Regions from separate parts of the Mus musculus genome. Here regions 2 and 3 are each linked to region 1. The links are chromatin loops, found by intact Hi-C in ENCODE. Cell type or tissue: heart. All regions are shown on one strand.

Evidence for each region. Hi-C counts contacts between places; a loop is a spot of excess contacts. Peaks named below come from ENCODE experiments on the same cell type or tissue, not always from the same donor. Only the 100,000 strongest peaks of a DNase experiment are listed, where the experiment ranks them.
Region 2: it touches region 1 in a loop (2.5-fold over the local background); 20 of 42 quality-filtered maps call a loop at or near these places.
Region 3: it touches region 1 in a loop (2.2-fold over the local background); 5 of 42 quality-filtered maps call a loop at or near these places.

What each region holds. Positions count from the first base shown.
Region 1 is chr3:127,407,711-127,410,210 of GRCm38, forward strand. All of the region lies in intron 1 of Ank2 (ankyrin 2, brain), which reads right to left. Among named protein-coding and RNA genes, the nearest start is that of Gm46824, 6.2 kb to the left of the region's middle. In heart, no CTCF peak of the experiment used is centred here; a DNase peak (open chromatin) is centred at 1,321; H3K4me3 peaks cover 1,386 bases; H3K27ac peaks cover 1,170 bases.
Region 2 is chr3:127,325,403-127,327,902 of GRCm38, forward strand. The region is part of intron 1 of Ank2 (ankyrin 2, brain); the gene reads right to left. Among named protein-coding and RNA genes, the nearest start is that of Gm52631, 60 kb to the right of the region's middle. In heart, a CTCF peak has its summit at 1,125 (motif pointing right); no DNase peak of the experiment used is centred here.
Region 3 is chr3:127,353,858-127,356,357 of GRCm38, forward strand. The region is part of intron 1 of Ank2 (ankyrin 2, brain); the gene reads right to left. Among named protein-coding and RNA genes, the nearest start is that of Gm52631, 31 kb to the right of the region's middle. In heart, no CTCF peak of the experiment used is centred here; a DNase peak (open chromatin) is centred at 1,554.

The DNA of each region.
Region 1 (2,500 bases):
TCTATTGCTTATAACAGGTTATCTCATTATTTTTCCAAAAGGGGTGGGGGCGCCATTGCTTAAAAACAGGGCATAATTATGTGCATGTTATCTTTCAAGTTGATATCACATACCTGGACCTAAAACTCTATAAAGAGTTCCCAGGGAAGAGGGGTCTCAGGCCAGATAAAATACACAAATCTGTTCTCCTAAATCCCCCTTCTATTGCCTTCCAAGCACACACATTTATTTCCAGCCTCTGAAAGAAACGGAGTATAATGTATCGGGAGGAACAGTAAGATGGCATTCCATCTCTGTTCTTGTGCTCCAAAAAGGCCACACCTAAGATGCTGGAGAGCTGAGGCTCATGCCTGAGGCACGAGTGCAGCTCTGCACTCCTGTCATCCATAAAACAGGAAACAAAACAACAGTGCTTAGAAATCTTCACTTCTCCCTCTGCTGCACCTTAGTTGGGCTTTGGAAGCAGAAAAGAGAATCCGTTTGCTGGGAAACAGAGTGAGAACTCCATCATTTTTCCTCTGCTGTCTGTGTTCTGCCAGCTGACGGTACCTAGTGCAAAATTTAACCATTAAAGGGGGGCAATCTCCTAGCAACCCCACTGTTGGGCAAAACTAATCAAGTGTCCACACTACGGCTTCACCCTGCCTCTCCTCTTATCACCTACTCCCCCAGAACAGGGAAGGGTGGCAACCACTACATGGTCCTTTGGCACAAACACAACCTGAATCTTAAGAAGCAGTGATGTTGACTGAGGGAGTTCCCACCCTCTCTGCGCCCCTCGCTTGCCACAGAGTAAACAAGTCCACACAGGGTTAAGAGAATCTAAAATCAATTCACTTTAATCGGGTCTAAAAGAAAAACCTGCCTTGCAATTACAAAAGAAAAAGGAAAAACCCCCGAAACTGCACATCAGAAAAACACATCACATGAAGAACAAACCAAAATCGGGGCTGGGGACCATCTTGAACATCGGGCGCTGCCTTTGACCTCCCGGGATGGCATATAAAACCATGCTGCCCAGCCCAGATCCCGAGAGCGATTTACAAAGGGCTTCCAACATCCCCCCCCTTCCACAGCAACACTTCCTCCCGGCTTCCCAAACGCTCCGAACAAAGACCTTCTTGAAGCACTTACTGGAGCAGCAGCTTCTCTCAGCGATTGCCTGTGACCACGCAGCAGGAGGGGCCCGGAGAAGGGCGAGTCGGAGTCCCCAGCTTCCCTGCCTGCTGATGTGTATGAGACAGCAGCCCAGGAACCGACTTTCCCATCACAGCCTCAGACTGTAATCCATGTGCTTCCCGCGGGCCAGTCCCAGCTGCCTACAGAGCACCACATGATCTGCTCTGACATCAGATCAGCCCCGAGACAGCCCATCCCATCCGCCAGCCCCTTCCACGCTTGTGAGTTGCATCACTCTGAGCCCTGGGTTGCATTGGAGCAGGTGGTGTACAGAGTCAGGAACTGTTGTTTTCTTACAAGATATTTTTGGGTGGTCTGGTTCCTTCTGTTTCTAGCAGACAGGGTAAAGCAGCCTACACTTGCATTTAGATTTATTCACAACCTGTATGTAACAGAAGCACAGCAGTGACTGGAGACCCACTCCTGAGTCAAGATGCCAATGCTATGGGAGTGACCTCATCTGCAAAAGCCACCGACACTGCCCAAACCACCTTGCAACACATCATCCATCTCGTGCATGCATGCGTGTGCCTGTGCGTGAGTGTGTGCGTGTGTGTGTGTGCATACTTTAAGCAAGTCATCACAGTATGGTTCATGGAAGGCCTCAGGGACATAACCATTAGACTTGGTGCAGCATGAAGTTCTAATCATGAGAGAGCTCACCTATAGTCCAACCAAAATACACTTACAGACCCACACAGCAAATGGGCAGGGGGAAATAGAGAAAGCCTATTTGCACTGAATGCATTTAGCCACCAACCATTTATTTAATCACCCATAAATCACCTGACAACAAGGAGCCTATCAAAATGGGGGAGGGGGGAATGCATATTTCTATTTCCATTCCTGTGATAAGAAAAGAAAGTAATGGGGTTTCCAAGGCTCCTCCTCTCCAGTGCCCCCACACTGAAGTCACAGTGTGGCTGCCACACCCACATTTTATATGGTGCTGGGGTTCAGAACTCAGCCATTCATCCTTGTGCAGCCAGGGCCTTCCACTGAGCCTCCTCAGTCCCTTCTTATCTTTGTCCCTTTGAGACAAGGTTTTACCTTGTAGCCCAGGCAAGTCCCCAACTCACAGCAACCTCCATGCCTCAATCTTCGTATTCCTGGGGTTACAAATACGAGCCACCACAGATGGCTTTAAATTGGAACGCTGTTAGGTAAACCATGTTTTATTCTAATTTCATTATGGTATATTGTAATGAGTACAAAATTTAAGGTAAGAAAATTCAAAGTCACTAAGGGTTTGTTGTTGCTGCTGTTGCTGTTTCATTTTGTTTGTTTGTTTGTTTGCAAGACAGGGGTCTCTCTGGGTAGC
Region 2 (2,500 bases), 82 kb before region 1:
CACTATTTCCCAATTACACCAACAGGAAAATAAAATGGACTTGTTTGGACAATTATTACTTCAGCTGTGTATAATAACACTTATAAATAAGGCACTGGAGAGGTAAAGGATTAGGAGTTCAAGGCCACCCTCAGCATCATAGTAAGTTCAAAGCCAGCCTATGCTATGTAAGACTTTGTCTCAAGAAAACCAAAAGCAAAAACAACGATCTGGAACAAGAAGAATATGCAAACTTCATGATTAATTTAAATCATGATTTAAAAAGAAGAAACTTATAAGGCATATGTCCAGTCCTCACAGCCACAAAATAAAGTTTAAATACATAAATATAAGAAACAGCTGTTAGAAGGTTGAGTACAGAATAACACTCTTTTCTCTCTATTTGCAGTATTTTAAAAAATGTTATTATAATCATTATTTAGAGGAGACCTTTTCATATTTTTATTATTATTTTTACTGTGTGTATATGTGTGTGTGTTTCATGTATGTGTAGTGTGTACTGTGTGGAAGTCAGAGGCCACTGGCACGAAACGAATCTGTTTTCTCCTTCCACTGTGGGCTCTGGGATCAAGCTCAGGTTGTTGTGCGTGTGGGTCAAGCACTTTCACTGGGTAGGCCATCTTACAGCCCCATAATCAGTGTTTTAAACCACAATAAATGAATGAACGCAGATGATTCCACACATTGAAAATGGTTTATTTTTTCCTGATGCTTTCCAAAAGGATACATGTCAATTTCTTCTTTTTTTTTCACATTTTTTAAACAAGATAAGCATAATGGGCTATTGGGAAAAAAATCAGAAAATGCCAATAGACCTTATAGGGTAATGGCTCAGCAGGGACCTTCCTAGTTAAGTGTAAGAGTGTCTGGAGACAGCCTTGACTCGCTCTGATTTTTTGCTATGAGAAAGTTTGTTGGCCTGGAAAACAAGTGAGGATGTGTTTGAATGATCTCAAGGACAAAGTCACACACTTACACAGCCAGCAGTCATCATCATCATCACCACCACCACCACCATCACCACCAGCATCACACATTACACATAAGTGTGACAGATCCTGCTGTTGTGGAGAGGGATGTTTCTAGAAAAAAATGCCATGGGGCTTATGACTTTAGTTAAGCAGAAGGTGGCAGTGTAACTATGATGCAATAGATTCCTGCCAGCTCAGCTATGACTGGATCAATAGATAGCAGGGCGACTCCGATACAATCAAAAGCAGCATGGCTCTGATGCAATCGATATCTGAAATGCGCTCGACTTTTATCAACAAGTCTCCAATTGGCACGATATAAAATTTACAATTTTGTTCTGGTTTTTCATGTCGTGAGAGCAGAGTAACTTCGCAGAGCATCGTCAGCTTCTGAAAGAAGCAGGCTGGTCAAGGAGGCTCTGTCCAAAGTCCCCAACGTGGGATGACTTCACATAAACAATGTTTCAACTCTGCAACAGTGTGAGACTGTAATTATTTAGCCAATGTGTTTCTTATTTTCTGTATAGTATTTAGAAACCCACTTTATTAAAATTAGATGATTGCACTCAACTCTTAAGCCAAAGTGAGTGTTCTGTTTATAAGGTAGGCTTGCTAGGCTACCATGTTTGAAAATGTAACTAAATGCTTTAAAATATATCAAATATGTTTTCCACAGTTATGGCTTGAATCTAAACTGTTTCCCATCGGCTCATATTTTTTGAACCCTCAGTCGCTGGTTCTCGGTCCTGGTTTGAGAGCAGGAGAGCCTTGAGGAGGTAGGGGTGTGCAGAAGTAGCTCACGAGCTTTTGAATGGCATACACCTGGCTCTGCCTCTGCTCTGTTTGCTTCCTGGTCCATTTAGACTAGAGAACTTCTGGACACAGCTCCTACAGCCTTGAGTTCGGCCATGTTTTTCCCTTCAAGGACTGAATTTCTCTGAAACTTTGAGCCCAAATAAGCATTTTCTTCCTTAAAGTGCCTCCATCGGGTATTTTGTGGCAGTAATGTATAGTGCAGCTGACAAACACCCTTAGGACTGTTTTTTGTGATGAGTTTATTGCAGTAGTTCTCAACCTGTAGGGCTCTGACCGGCTTTGGGGGTGGAACGAAATGACCCTTTTGTCACCTAAGATCATAGGAGAACACAGACATTTACATTATGATCCGTAACAGTAGCAGTTATGAAGTTGCAAGGAAAATAATTTTATGGCTGGAGGTCAGCACCATCCACATTTATGTATTATTTATCTATCAAAGAGTCACAGCATCAGGAAGGCTGAGAACCACTGGTTTATTGGGATGCAGCCTTGGTATAAGCTGAGGAGCTTATGGAGTCACACCTCCAGTTCCGGCAGCATGGAGTGATGAGTGAGAAGTGATCTCCATCTTAAAGAACAGCAGGCACAGAAAGAGTTCTCCCATAAAAACCCATCCCCAAAACTAACCAAAGCCATGGATGTGTAAATGAAAGCATCATTCCCGAAATAGAAAGCCCATGATTATCACACCAGCATAAGACAAGTCCAAG
Region 3 (2,500 bases), 54 kb before region 1:
CACAATGGAATACCACTCAGCTATTAAATACTTCATGAAATTCTTACGCAAATGGATGGAACTAGAAAATATCATCCTGAGTGAGGTAACCCAATCACAAAAGAACACACATGGTATGCACTCACCGATAAGTGAATATTAACCCAAAAGCTTGAAATACCCAAGATAAAATTCACAGACCACATGATGCTCAAGAAGAAGGAAGACCAAAATGTGGATGCTTCGGTCCTTCTTAGAAAGGAGAACAAAATACTCATGGGAGCAAATACAAAGGCCAAGTGTGGAGCAGAGACTGCAGAAAAGGCCATCCAGAGACTGCCCCACCTGAGGATCCATCCCAAATATAGTCACCAAACCCAGACATTATTGTAGATGCCGAGAAGTGCATGCTGACACGAGCCTGATATAGCTGTCTCTTGAGAGAGTCTGCCAGAGCCTGACAAATACAGAGGGGGATGCTCGCAGTTAACCATTGGACTGAGCACGGGGTCTCCAATAGAGGAGTTAGAGAAAACACTGAAGAAGCTGAAGGGGTTTGCAACCCTGTAGGAAGAACAACAATATCAACCAACTAGACCCCCCAGAGCTCCCAGAGACTAAACCACCAACCAAAGAGTACACATGGGGGGGGGGGGCCCATGGCTCCAGCCACTTATGTAGCAGAGGATGGCCTTGTCAGGTATCAAAGGCAGGAGAGGCCCTTGGTCCTGTGAAGGCTCAATGTCCCGGTGTAGGGGAATTGGAGGGCAGGAGGCAGGAGTGGGTGAGTGGGTGGGTGGGTGAGCACCCTCATAGAAGCAGGGGACGAGAGATGGGATAGGGGTTTCAGGTGGTGGATGGGAGAACCGGGAAAAGGGATAACATTTGAAATGTAAATAAAGAAAATATTCAATAAATTTTTTTAAAAGATTAAAGAATAAAAATAAAGAAAAGAAAATGTGAATGGGGAATAAAGAAAAGAAAATGTCCTATAGGCTTATGTACAGCCCAGTCTTATTAATTGAGGTCTCCTCCTCTCAGATGACTATATCTTGCATCAAGGTGACCATTTGTTGAGGCCAGCCAGTGGCTCACATGTCCGGGTTTGAGCCTGGAAGACATCTTGGACTCTGGAAGAAAAGAGGGAATCTAGGCGGCAAGAGAAAGGATGGAGCTAAGACAAGATTCTGATCAAGGGCAAAGACCTAAACCAGACACACGGAATAAAGAAAGACAGTTGGTGGTCGTGGGCAATGAGCATTAAAGCCAGAAAGAGGGAGATTTAACCCTGAGACCAGGAGGGGATTTTGGAAACAAAGTTTCAGTTTTGCCTGGATGTGATTCACACAGTCAGCCATTTTCCCAGTGTCAGGTCGGAGAACTAGGGAAGAGCATTCTAGGCTCACTGTAGGTCAGGTAAGACTCAGCAGCTCCGCAGCTGGGATAGAAAGTGTGAGCACAGCCTTCTCTGTTATTCTGTTTCCAGTGTGAACCAGAGGCGTGGCTGAGAAGGAGCCTGCCCCTGTAGCAGTCTTCCTTGCAGATCCGTGTATAGTTAGTAAGGCACTTCCTCTCTCAGGAGTGAAGTGAGTGGTCTGTTCTGAGTGAAGAAGTGTCTGACAGACAAGGGAGGGGCTGTGCTTGGAGCAGTAAGTGACCACGACCACAAGACCAAGGCTGAACAAAGAGGGAAGTGAAAAATGCCTTGGACTAGTGAAAGCAGAAATAACTGGAAACTTGGGAGACTCCGAGAGTCTTAGCCAAAAGCTCTTAAACCCCCTTTCTCCACATCTGAGAGATTGTAAATACAACCTCAAAAGCGTAGCTTTCTCTGCTTGGAGAAAAATGGTCCCTGCATCCAGACTTCCATTATCTTCCCCATGGTAAGAGCTCTCAATGCACTGAGAAGTTTTAAGCTTCTACCCCTCTCTGTGTTCAGTTCTGCCGAAAATGGTTTGCACTTTGTTTCCAAAACCTCTTGGACTTCTGACTTGCTTTATCAAAGAAAAGACTAAACAACAGACTCAGTGTAGCAGAAATTTGTGTTTGCAGTTGAGCATGTATCGCTGGAGAATAAATGGCTTTGCTCTCAACAAAACCTACAACCCACAGTCTACATCATAACCAGTAAAACAAACAAACAAAGGAAACTTTGAAATTGTATTGCCGCTCCTCCTCTGTGGCCAGAAACACAGGAACAGCTAAAGCACTCTATAGAGCCAGTGCACGTAAATTAAATGAGTTAAATGAGCTGTGTACTGGGTCCAAATTACCTTCAACAAAAGCTATCACTTTCTCTGATTAATATTTCTTCTTTCCTTCCTTCATTCATGGGGGTGGGTACATGTGCCTTGGTAAGTGCAGAGATCAGGGGACAACTTGGGAAGTCAGTTCTCGCCTCTACCCCGTGGGCTCCTGAGATGGAACTTGAATTGTCAGGCCTGGAGACAACCTATACTAAGCCATCTCGCTGGCCCTCAGAAGTTATTTTTAAGCTGCTTTTGTTCATATTTTGATTTTT